Linked DNA regions of Mus musculus: region 1 is linked to region 2. Evidence: chromatin loops called from intact Hi-C (ENCODE). Cell type or tissue: left cerebral cortex. All regions are shown on one strand. Links, peaks and the distances in the headings refer to the core of each region. The heading gives the core; the rest is flanking DNA. Region 1 overlaps Sfxn5 (sideroflexin 5). Region 2 overlaps Sfxn5 (sideroflexin 5).

Evidence for each region. Peaks named below come from ENCODE experiments on the same cell type or tissue, not always from the same donor. Only the 100,000 strongest peaks of a DNase experiment are listed, where the experiment ranks them.
Region 1: it touches region 2 in a loop (8-fold over the local background); 3 of 42 quality-filtered maps call a loop at or near these places.

Annotation. Positions count from the first base shown.
Region 1 is chr6:85,276,821-85,283,318 of GRCm38, forward strand. All of the region lies in intron 6 of Sfxn5 (sideroflexin 5), which reads right to left. Among named protein-coding and RNA genes, the nearest start is that of Sfxn5, 53 kb to the right of the region's middle. In left cerebral cortex, for the core only: no CTCF peak of the experiment used is centred there; DNase peaks (open chromatin) are centred at 2,745, 3,593 and 3,756; H3K27ac peaks cover 1,729 bases.
Region 2 is chr6:85,215,200-85,221,697 of GRCm38, forward strand. It overlaps Sfxn5 (sideroflexin 5), which reads right to left. Exons shown (of 14, transcript NM_178639.4): 14 at 1-547. The coding sequence ends at 470. Among named protein-coding and RNA genes, the nearest start is that of Emx1, 31 kb to the left of the region's middle. In left cerebral cortex, for the core only: no CTCF peak of the experiment used is centred there; DNase peaks (open chromatin) are centred at 2,190, 3,264 and 3,586; H3K27ac peaks cover 1,127 bases.

The DNA of each region.
Region 1 (6,498 bases), core at 1,515-4,014, 62 kb after region 2:
GTGGATCACACCTCTTCTAAGAGGGAAGCGCGGCAGGCACGGCCACACATGGTGGAAGGTGCCCAGAATGCATGGGGACCAGGGAAATGGAAGTGGAGGAAATGGGAGCCAACAGCCAGGCTTGCTTCCCACCCCCACCCTCCCGCACCGCAGGACCTTGGCCAAATCACACATCCCATCTTTGCATTTATAGTTCATGCAGTGGCTGGAGTCCCCTCTGCAGCTCCAGCCCTCTGGTGGCTGTCCTTGCTGCACGTCTCTCTGTACTTCCCCTTGTGTGTCCTGCTGTGGACCTAGTGATCATCAGACTCTGGGGCCAAGACTGACCCAGGCTAAGTTCTTTGAGTTCCTCCCCCTGCCTTCACCTGTTAAATAAAGAACTACCCTGGCATCTCTTAGGGGCCACATCTCCCAGAGTGGCACAGACAGAATCTGGCTCAGTGTCTGGCACATGTTCCTGGATGTCAGGTAGTGGTATCGTCCCTCCTCTAGTCTGGTTTCTCTCAGTCTTGTCTGTGTACACACACACATACACACACACACACACACACACACACACACACACTCACACACACACAAGCCCTTTCTTTGAGCCTCACAGCCTGCACCTTCCTTACAAATATAAATCTTTGTGTGAGCATGCATGTGTTTGTGTATGTGTTCATGTGTGTGCATATGCATGTATAAGCCTCTGGGGGCTGGGAGGAGCAGGGGTCAGCCAGACTCAGCAAACTATAGATCTATACAATGAGGATCAGAAGTTCCTCCAGAGGTTGACCCCAGCTAAGTAAGATTCCCTAAGAATATGAAGGAGTGTTGGTGTCTGGGCCATGACACCGCTGCAGCCTTCACAAAAGGCTCTAGGGACATTGTGTGCAGAGCTATGTTGATGCTGGTACTGCGGTGAGTACCCCCTGCATCTCCATCTTCACTCATGCCCTTGGCTCCCAAGCAACCCTGCTCAGCACCCCACCACCTGGGCTCCGGGGCTCAAGAGGGATTATTTGTGCTACTCTAAGGACTGAGTAGAGAATGTATTCTGTACAGTAGCTTCTACCTGGAAGATGGTTCACAGGAGACCTCACACCTTTGTCATTTCCTTAGGTGTCCTAACTGCTGTAGAAAGTTACATTTTTCTGGGTTTTGTTTTTTTGTTTGTTTGTTTGTTTGGTTGGTTGTTTTTATTTGGTTTGGTTTGGTTTGCTTTTTCAAGATAGGGTTTCTCTGTGTAGCCCTAGCTATTTTGGAACTCAACACTATAGACCAAGCTGGCCTCAAACTTAGAGAGATCCACCTGCCTTCTGCCTCCCAAGTGCTGGGATTAAAGTCATGCACCACCACCGGCAGGCTGACAAGTTATTTTTTTAAGACTTATTTGCATTTGTATTTATGTACATGTGTGTGGGTATGTGCACAATAGTGCAGGTGCCCACAGAGGCCAGATATACAGGCTTTGGATCCCCTGGAGATTGAGTTCAAGGCAGTTGTGAGCTGACCGGTGTGGGTGATGGGAACTGAACTCAGGTTCCCTGGACAAGCCGCCAGCACTGGCTGTTAGCCAGTGAGCCATCTCCTGAGCCCAAACAAGCCCTAACCTGGGAAAACAACACCTTGAACATCCCAGGTTTCTGGCTGAGAGTGTCACCTGAGCTGCTGAAGTCAGGGGTGGAGGAGAGCACAGGCCAAGCAAGGCACCAAGAACTGGCCTCAGAGCCACCTGGGCAGCCCCTAAGCCTTGCTCCTTCCCACAGCACTCTCAGATGAGGACTTTGTATAGTGCTCACAACATATACATACATAATACATACATAATACATACATAAATACACACACATATGCATGTGTGTGTGTGTGTGTGTGTGTGTGTGTGTGTGTAGGGGGCTGGAGAGATGTCTCAGTGGTTAAGCACACTTGTTCTTTCAGAAGACCTGCCTTCAGTTCCCAGAACTTACATGGTGGCTCACAACTGCCTGTAACTCCAGTTATAAGGGATCTGACGCCATCTTAGGACTTCTATAGGCAGTGCATGCATATGCATGCAGGAAAAAACACATGAAATAGGAATAAACAAATCTAGGGGGGGGGCAAGCATAAGGACCTGAGTTTGACACACACACCCCCAACCCCAGCACTAAAAAATGTTGGATGCATCAGCTTGGGTGTGTCATCCCATCGTTGAGGAGGAGACAGGAGGAGTCTGGGGCCCATTGGCCAGCCAGTCTAGACAACTGGTGAGCTCCAGGTTCAGGGAGAGACACTGTCTCAGAGTGAAACAAGGAAGACAGCTGATGTTGACCTCTGGCCTCCAAACGCATGAGTACACACCAGCACATGCATGTCCCCCCCACCCCCATCCCCCCCCACACACAAGATCTACCTATTGGCGGGGGGGTGAAACATTTTTGAGCTTCACCACAGGGTACCACCAAATTATCCCAATTGAGGAGAAAACGATAGGAATAACTATCCTCAGCGCCCACCCCATTACTGGGCTCTCCAATCAGGTCGAGGTTCAGTTCCTTTGCAGGTTCCCATCACCCTCTCCATCTCCTTACATCACCTCAGCTGGCTCCAGGTTGACAGTCTGGCTCCCAAGAACCGCCCTCAACAGCCAGAGGGCATTAGCAACCCTCACAGGGGAGAACCTGACTTTTGATACCTTCCCTTCCTTACCACCCCCATGCCACCCCACATCCTCAACGGTGCCTCTCACAGACCTGCCATAGCTGGGGCACCCAACAATTCGCTAGGTTTTTTTTCCTTGTGCTTTGCCTCCACCTTCTGATTCATATGGCCAAGGATCTGAAAAGCAACACTTTGGTGTGTCGGTGTCACTACTGTATAAAGCAGTGGCTCTCAGCCTTCCTAATGTCGCACCCTTCCATACACTTCCTCGGGTTGCAGTGACCCCCAACCATAAAATTATTTTCACTGCTACTTCCTAACTGCTGTAATTGTGCTACTGTTCTGAATCGTAATGTAAATATCTGTTTTCTGATGCACTTAGGTGACCCCTGTGAAGGGTCATTTGATTCCCCAAAGGTCTTATGACCTGACCTGTGGGTTTAAAGGCTGCAGGCGTCTCCAGAAGTGGCTTTTGTCAAGACTAACCCTGGTTAGTGGCGTCTGGCTTTAACTGGACTGACACCTCTCTCATGATATGGATGGGGCCAAAATGATCGTTATTTGTGGCTCTGGAGGTGGGCAGCGATGAGCTGGAATGAGGATTAGGAGACAGGAGAAAGTGGCTTGTGTTAAGAAGGACTCAGCATGTCTGTAAAGCCCTGGGACACGGACAAACCCTCAAACCTGATAGAAAGTAAACCCTCACCTCTCCATTACAGTAGCGATTCGGTGACCTCAAGAATACCTTCTGAGTCTTGGGGTTTCTATACTCATGGGGGCATCCAGAGCAATAAGAGAAAGCTGAGACTGTGTATGTAAGCCAAGCCTATACTGTCACAAGAAAGTTAGACTCTGTGGCCAGGAAGGTAGCTTAGTTGCTATAGTGCTTGTGTGGCACGCACAAAGCTCTGGGTTCCATGTGCAGCATTGCATGAACCCTGTGTGTCAATGCACACCGGAAATCCAAGCACTTGGGAGATGGAGCAGCAGAATCAGAAGTTCACAGGTCCTCAGTTACTTAGTGAGCTTAGACCAGGCTTTTTTCAAACAAACAAACAAATAAACAGGGCATCAGACCCACTGACTTGGGGCTCATGGTCTGCGTCCTTCATCCTTCTGAGATTTGAAACCTCCAGACTGGACGGAAGTGCAGAGATGAGAAGGGAGATACAAATGAACCCAGGAAGCACAGACCACGAGGCGCTGAGCTCCTGGCACGTGAGGCTGGCAGGGCACAGGAGGAAGAGTTGAACAGACCCCAGGGTAGAAAGTCCTGCCCCTTCTACTATGGGCTCATGGGAAGGACAGTGTGCCACATGACAGTGGGAAGCTGAGGAAAGAGGAATTGACTGGAGGAAGCACCCCCATGGTGGGGGCTTCTTAGAGGACCCTGAAAGGATGGAGACTGGGCCACAGCAGCCGCAGAAGTGGCCTGGACACCCTGGCTTAGCATCCGCGCTTCTGTACAAATTGGGATCTTTTTGCCACACACGAAAGTGGGGGAAAGTTCCCATCTTTAAATGTTAAGCTTAAAATAAGCCCCGACACGGGTGCCAGTGGATCTGTGAAATCTGCTGACTAAACTGGCACCCGTGCCTGTGAGAGAACCAGCTCGTCCCTCCGAGCCCTGGGGTAAGAGTGAGGTTACGCTCAGGGTAAGCAGGAGGGCATGGGGTCGAGCAGGGATGCTCGTGTAGGCAGGAGGCTGCTTGGATGTGACAATCTACAAACTTCTCAGCTGAGGCACCTGCCAGCCTTCCTCGCCCCTTCCCTTCATCACTCAGGGGCCCAGTTCCTAGCACATTCGCTGGCACCCTCGTTTCTATTTCGGTAAGCGTTTTCAGTGGCTTCTACTCGAGTATATTTCTTACTCACTCTGACCAGGGGCTTCATGAAGGTGTGGACTGGAACCTTCCAGCCCCTTTAGGACCAGTAACAAAGGAATGTTCAGGGATGTTTGTCAGGCAACAGCAGGACCTTAGAGGAGCTCCTGTGGCTGAAGGGAGCCAGGCTGCAAATGCTGGGGAACAGTCATGCTCCTTCCATATAAGGTGAGGTTTTAATCTGGTGGTGGCCGGAGTCAAGGGTGGGACCTGTAAACTGTCGCGTTGCTTGCCATGTCTGAGCACAGGGATGGATGGCTTTGGTTTTGCCATATCCTCAGGCTCAAGTGGAGACTCACCTCTGACCCACTGCTCTGAATCTTGGGACACGGCTCTCTGGGACTCAGAAGCAGGTCAGCTGCTGAGCTGTCTACTGGGAAATCATGTCTCAGCATGCTGCCTGTTCTGCTTCCGTGGGGAGACCACGCTGCTGCTCTGAGGTGTGCCGTCTCCACACTGTGTGCTAACTCAGAGACCCTTGGTCACGGGCTCTGAGGCCACTCAACACATCTGCTTTCACAGTGCCCAGCTCACAGCAAAGGAGATCAGCATCCAAAGCCTGGACACCGACAGGGCCACAGTTTCCTGAAACACTGGGTTTGTCTGGGGTGTGAGCGGGGCACCTCAGTAGCACTCTGCGGTTAAACCCTGTCTCAAAACATACAAAATCACCACAACGAAACAGAGCGAGGCTGACTTGTTAACTTATAAATCGGGACCTTTGTTTTGTTGATTTGTTCCGGGAGAGCAGTCACTGACTTGGCTAACAATCTATCTAGGCACTCAGTGGGTCCTGAGCCTGTATCCACCTGTGAGTGGCCAGCTCAGATGCCCAGGTCTCTGGTTTGATAATATTGCCAAATGATCTATCAACGTAAACGTTTATAAAATTATTATGTCAGAGCTGAAGAGATGGCTCAGTCAGTGCGGTGCTTGCCTTATAAGCATGAGGGCCTGGGTTCAAGCCCACCAGAACCCACTTTTAAAAAAGACACATGCTTGTCTCAGCACAGGGGGATTGGAAACAAGAGGATTCTTGGAGCTCACTAGCCAGCCTAGCCTGCTTGGTGAGTGCCCAGCCAGTGGGGGCCCCATGTCAAAAAACGAGAGGAATTACACCCAAGAACAACACTTGAGGTTGTCTTCTGACCTACACATACACACTCATATGCACACACACTGAGACACATGCGCAAACATAAAAATGACTCTGGTAGACCCTGATATGCCTACCTATTAACTATTCTACCCTTCTTTCTCATTCATAAAAATCTGTATGATTGAGAGTCAACTATATAATAGCTTAATTCCCCATGAAATGCCACTGTTATATGGGACTCCCAAGAAGATCCGCGGAAATAGATGACTCCATTGGGAGATATTTCATTCTTCCCTCTTTCTCCTCTCTGAAATGTGCATATGATATGATCGTTCCAGCAGCTATCATGTGAGCTTCGAGGTGACATGGACAATAGAAACAATCACTGACAATGAACGGTGACAGCAGAATGAACAGTGATAGCAGAATGAATGGTGACAGCAGAATGCCGGGTTCCTGATGGCCTTGGGCAGCTCTGACCACATCCAAGCTTCTTTGACATTCAAGAGAAATACCATTGTCTAAGCCACGATTACTCTGAATTTTCTATACTATGCAGATGATCCCACACATAACTGATAACAGTTATGCCACCACCACCACAAAAAGCCCAGGCACAATATGTTTTAAATGACATAATTACAGAGGTCATGGTCTCTGAAAATAAGATTAAGCTATAAAAATAATAACAACAATAAATTAACAGTATTTTAAAAGGAGTCATTTAATCACAGTAAGGGGCTGCAGAGGGCTCAGCAGTTAAGAGCAGGGGCTGCTCAGCAGGAACCTAAGTTTGGTTCCCAGCACCACACCAGGCAGCTCACAGACTCCTATAACTCCTGCTCCAGGGGATCCCACGCCTTCTTCTGGCATCTGCACATACCTGCACAT
Region 2 (6,498 bases), core at 1,185-3,684:
CAGGCCTAACCATTATACTCCCCTCCCATCAATGCAAACCAGTTCCCATGCTCCTCTGGCTCCCGCCACCTGTCCTGCTACTTTTGGTCAGCTGCAACCAAGGCTCAGACTTGCTTCTAATAAAAAAAAAATTAAAACAAACCGAAAAAAAAAAAAAAAAGAACATATAAAAGGATACTACTTCTACCCCAGAAGCACTCTACAGTTCTTTAGCTCACACGAAATTGTGCTGAGTGGAGTTTAGCTGACCCCATGTAAGGCCCAGAGATGCACTTGATTCTTTTTGTGTAGGAAATGTGTCAGAATTCCTCTCCCCTATGTTAAAATGTGAATGGTTAGTCTCCCTACTGACGGAGGTTGGCTGCTTTCCAGGCAGCCCCTCCTTGCAGAGACAGCTCAAGAGACTTCTCTCCCCACCCCGAACGCCCGGCCTGGATAGTGCTGTGTGCCCAGGCCGGCTGGTCTTCACTCACAGCCCCTTATTGTACACCACTGTCCGGCTGCTGGTAGCCCGGGCTATCTCAGGCTCCAATTGGGAGGTTTCAATCTGAGGAGAGAAAGAGAAGAGTGCAGAGCTGGGGAGTGCCAGGGCAGTGGCTCTAAGGCCTGACCTGGTACCTACAGTTCTTTTCCTCTGCATGTCCCCTAGCCGGTACCTCTATGTCCTAGCAAGAGATATGCGTGCTTTCTCTTCTATCAGCTCACGATTAGCCTCTTTCTTGTCTACATTCTGGGTTTCCCTCATTGGAAATACCCTAGTTCCTCTTACTGCAGGCACATTTGAGGACCCATTGTCTAGTCCTCCTTAAGCCTTTTCCCTGGCAGTACCCCATTCTCTGCTCTCCTGGACCAATAATACTGCAGGTCTCAGATACTCTGTCACACACACACACACACACACACACACACACACACACACACACACACACCAACTCAGGTCTCAGGGACCATTACTTCAGCTCTTTCCCAGCCTCAAGGGTCCTTCTAGCTCTGATTGGTAGCCCAGCTTTAGGGGTCCCTGCCCACACACCTACCCTTCCACTTGACTACCTCCCAAAGATCCTCCCAGTCCTTGGAGCAGGTGGCAAGAGCTTCCTCCAGACACTGCCTGGTCAAGTTCATCTCTTGTCCTCTACAGAGGCCACATTCAGTCTTTGGGGTCACTTCAGTCGCTCAGCTTGGCTTCCCACTCCTGAGCTGCTGGGCCTTCTTACTTCAGTGGCACTAGTGGGGAACTGCTCTCAGATCAAACCCATAGCCTGCCACACCCTGCCCCTCCCTCCTGCCTCCTTCAGTGTCCGTCCCTTCCCCTTGGAAGGCAGACACCCACCTCTCTCCTCCTTCCTCTGCCTCTGTCCTCTCCTTCTTCTCTCCCAACTTTGCTGTCCATGGAGTCCTACACATGCCACAAGAACCTTGCATCTGAGGAAACTCCTTCTTACCTTGTCGGGCTTGCCTATGGCCCGGTATTGCTTCTCCCCAGCAACTATGCTTCTTTAAATTGTCCATTCTGGTCAAATCCACCTGTCCACCTCCCACTGGCTTCAGCCCACAGCAAATCTGGCTTTACAAAACCTCTCTTTCCAAGGTCAGTTACCCTCATTTCACACCACCTACTGGCTGCTTCTTGGAGTACTTGAGGCTTGGTCTGGTTGGACTCCTGGTGCCTGTCATGTCTCTGATGTGTCCAGCTGTGGTTCTCCCCTGAGCCTTAGGCCAACAGCTGACTGCTGGCTAGTCAAAGATGATAGATACTTCATGGGTACATAAACTCAAGCATTCTGAAACAGAACTGAGCCTATGCCCCAGCCCAGCTCCACGTTGTGGGCAATAACACCTTTATCTAATGGCTGAATGACCAAAGACCCTGGTCCCTCTTCTCTTCCTCCCCTCCCCTCCCCATCCCTTCCCTTCCTATCCCTTGGTTATCCACTTCATCCCACTGTCTTCTGAATCTCAGGTCTGGTCACCCCCCACCCTCACTATAAAAAAAAAATGGTTCAGCAGCCTGCACCCATGCCCTCAGTTCCCACTGCTACACTCCCTATTATCTTGAAGACACAGGACATATGTACTTCTTTGGGTTCATCATACAAACCTGACTGTTCCCTGTCTCATCTCTGGTCTGCCTGGGCTGTTCTGTCTGTTAGAGGCATCCTCCTACCCTCATTCCCACCCCCACCGTATTTTTCTGTCTTTCGTCAGCTTTATAGGCCAAGCTATAGACCAAAGCTTACCTAGGCTGAGTAGGACAACCTTTCTGGCCCAAGACCCCTGCATTTCTTATAACCAAGTGATATCACAGTGTTGGGGGACTGGCTGCTCACACACCCTCTACCTTTTCATGTCAGATCACAAGCGCCCCTCTCCCAACCAGGAGACCTGTAGATCTTGTTCATTCTGAGTCCTTGTGGCCTAGAACAGCGCTAGAGACTCTGTGGTTGAATTAATGGGTAGAAAGAAAATGGGTAGCAAGCACCTAGAAAATAGATCCTTCCCTAAACCACACAACCCAGATGTTGGCCTTTGGCTCCGATTGGGCCAATGAGAGGGGGACACTCTTAGGGAGGGACCCCACCCACTAGCTTGTCATGTGCCCCAGGCAAGATCCCAGAACTACCAGGCCTTTGTGCTGCAGCTCAGCTGAACCTGATCCTAGGTACACGCTATATATGAACCCACGGAAGTCTTAGTTTGTGGCCAGAGTGTGGCATAGACTAGGGAAACTTCAGGGAGCTCAGTCAAACCAGGATATGTAGGTCAAGGTCAGGCAAGGGGGAGTTGGGTAAGGGTTAGAGCTGGTGGGCACAGAAGAGATCCTGGAAAAGCCCTCCTCGATACCCTAACACTCTGGCTACTTGAGCCAGCCAAAGAGAAAAGAGCTACGCTCAGGACCCAGGACCCCTCTCCTAAAACTGCCTTCTCCTGCCCCAGCCCTCTCCCCTGAGTCCCCGCCACCCCACGGCTCCCCTCGTCCCCATGCTGCCACTGACACAATGCACAGCGCCCACGCTTAAAAATCTAAATGCTTTTGAAAATGTTTAACCTAGTTAGACAAATTAGCAAAAATTTGTGCAAAACAATTTAGGTATTTAAAATATTCAATGTTTTTAAAAAACTGGAAAACTGTTCTTAGCTTTCAGCTGCAAAAACCAACAAAATATAACATCCCAGCAATCTTACCATGAGGTGTAACATAACCCTTCGGGAAAGCTGTTAAACAGCTACCGAGGCATCCTGGGAAATAGCACTTCATTTATTCAAATGCACATATGTCAGGCTTTTGCACCATATGTCATTCCAAGCTATTTACAGTAATAATTAAATCTTAATCAACGTTTAACCTCTGTAAAATGTTTGAAGAATCCTAATCACCCTTCAGACTGCACTAATGAAGGAGAAATATATAAACATAAAAGGAAAACGATGCATAGATACCACACTGGAAAGAACAGTAATTGCAAAATTGTATTTCTTTTAAATATAATCAGTAAATGATGTAAAGTAAGCCAAGGAGTATTTTAAGTTAAGACATCTTGGATGTCAGAGGTGTGAGCAGCTAATTTTGTTCTGCTACCCATAACAGATGTAGCATATTTTATTTTAGTGCCATTATTAGCAGCTCCCCATGCAGCTTTCACTGAAGCACTGAGGCCTGCATTAAAATCCTAGAGGCTGCTCACCACCGAGGTGGAGGACCAAGGCCCAGGGCCGTGGCCTGCAGGGCCCACTCCCCATAGAACCCAGCATCCCCACAAGACGGAGGCCACTCCTTCATGGCACCCAGGCTGCTCTGGGCCCCCACTGAGCTGAGGGTAGCAGGTAGAATAGAAACACAGTGTGGTGTAAGGGGATGCAGACAGTGGAAGTCTCCTGGGGGAGGTGGCCCAGGCATCCTAGGTTAGGGTCTTGGGGACAGAGAGAGCCACCATTCCTGTTCATTTTGATTCAGTGTGTGTTTATGTTCACGTGAGCCAACACCACACACTCAGGCTGGGCGAGCAGTGATGGACAGGGCCAGCTCACTGCCCTTGAGAAGCTGGAAGTCTAGGGGAGGAGTCAGAAAGTGAAAGCAGATGGATTCCTGAGAGACAAGCAAAGTACCATGGAAACTGGGGAGGGCCTAGGGGTTACCATGTACTGATGAAGGAACAAGGAAGGGAGACTTCTCAGAGGAGGTGGGCCAGGGAGAGAATGGAAGATTTGGATCAGAGAAGGCAGACAATAATTGCTGGATGAAGAGGAAGAAAGTATCAGGTCAGTCAGTCAGCATGTGCTGTGGAAAGGAAGAGATTCGGTGGTCACCGGGGACACATGGAAGGATACTAAGGTGCGGGCAGGATAGGCATGCCATTGGCTGCCTGGAGATGTCAGCCATTATCTGAGAGAATCAGGGAGCCATTAGGTGAGCAGGAGCGTGGGCACACCCAGGTTTCAGAAAGGTCCTTCTGACCATGGCAGAGTGGAGGTGGGGGGAGGGGGAGCAAGGAGGCAGGAAAGCCTCCCAGAGGAGCAGCTGTTGGAGCCAGAAAGTTCTTAGGTCCTGCCTTCTGATGTTGCCCATGGGGGCAGGAGAAGAGCGTGCCAAGGAGCCTTTCTGAAGATGACATCCACAGAGTTGATGACCAATTGCATGTGGGGGTGAGAGGGAGGTGTCGAGGATGACTGGGCGGCGGATGACTCCTAATTCTAGCTCATGAGCTGGGGTGGTGGTGGTGATACCATCCTCCGAGGCAAGGAGTACGGGAACGGGGGTGGGTTGGCCATGCCAAAGCTGGAGTGCCCGTGGGTCTCCTGGGTAGACTGGCCTGAGAGGCAGATGGGCCCAGGGTTCTGGGCTCTGGGCAGGAGGGAGCTGGATGTGTACGCACAGCCAGCGCCTCCAGAGTGGGGGAGCTTGCCCGGAAGAGCAGATGGAGGGGAACAGGCACATTCGAGGGGCGGGGAAGGGAATGAGCCCACGAAGGCAGCCAGCAGGAGCAGCTGAACATTGACATAGGGTACCAGACATCTCAAAGCTCTGGGTACCAAGTGATGTCTCATGGTGGTCCCGACGAGAGCTTTAGCTGCTCCTGGCAGCTAGCTTGTGGAGAACCCAAACTTCCCAGACTCAACTCAGTGCTGACCTTGAGTGCAACCTCTTCATGCTGAGGCATGGCGGTTAGCCACCTGTGAGAACCCCTCGTGGGGCCAATGATCTGTGATCCTCAGGTCTCCTGTGTGAGGAGATCACTGAGGGCCCTCACTATTGGGCTCAACTGGGAGAGGCCAGGACAAGGACCTGAGTGATGCCTGTGTCAACGGGGCCACCATTTCTTCCTCTTATCCGTACCAAGTAAACCTATTGCAGGTCACCTCATCTGTCCAAGATGAGGGCAGGAAGGCACGGTCCATCAAAGGAATCTGGAAGAAGAGAGCTGGAGCGGCAGTGACCACAGAGGATGCTGAAGGTATTGGTCAGAGCCTGCTGGACGGTACCACTTGCTCCAGAACTGCTGATAGCATGAACATGTCCAGCCTGCTCTGAAATAAGCACTACCACCCCTCTGGAACTGATTTACCCAATCTCATCTCCATCCTGAAGACCAAGCTCAAGCCATGAAGCCCCTCTCAGGAGACACCCCCTTATGCAGAGCAACATATCTAGTGTCTCCTCTTAAATACCTCAAGGCCCAGTTAGCAGCTCCACGACCCCCAGTTCCCTACAGCTTCCCTTCATGGCCTGCGAAGGGTTAACCTTGAGTTATTTGCCTTTGTAGCCAGACACACTGTGTTGGGGTGGGGGCCAGGAGTCAGGAATGCACTGGGGGCACCTCTGCCTTCCAGCCTGGGAGCACACACACACATACACACACACCTGCAGCCAGGCCCAGTGGATAGTTTACATATTTGAACCAGGGAGCTAAGGTGCAGAGACATAAACAGGAAACTGGATCCCCCAGCCGTGCCCCACTCTCCTGGGCTTTTCCCTACTACAAAGCACTCCCTCCTCCTGCCTCTCTCTGCTGGGACAGGCTTTTCCACCTCCTTTTCAAAGAGAAGGGCAGAGGGGTGGGACATTCAGCCTGACCCTATGACACAGCCTAAAGCCACTTCCGCGCCTGCCCAGGGGTCTGGGCCTCTCTGAGGCAGGCAGGTGGCACTTGACATAGGTTCCCAAAGCCTGGCTGGTCCACTGAACAGCCACATCCTACTTTTATAACAAAGACTAAGACAGCCTTGGGTCCTGCTCATATACACACTGCAACTACAGATCAAGGCCCATCTTTGAGATTGGTCTGAGAGTCTTTGAAGGCCCAGGGTAAACAGGGTACAGGAGCAGCTGAGGCCTGGACACCTGAGCACCTGGGATAGGCCTGGGGTACTGATGACAGACTCCCACTACCTTCTTAGTGATGGTCACCCTCCAGCTACGCATAGTGGCTCTTGCCTATCCTCCCAACACTTGGGAGGCAGAGGCAGGAGGATTGAGAGCTCCAGGCCAGCCTGGGCTACATA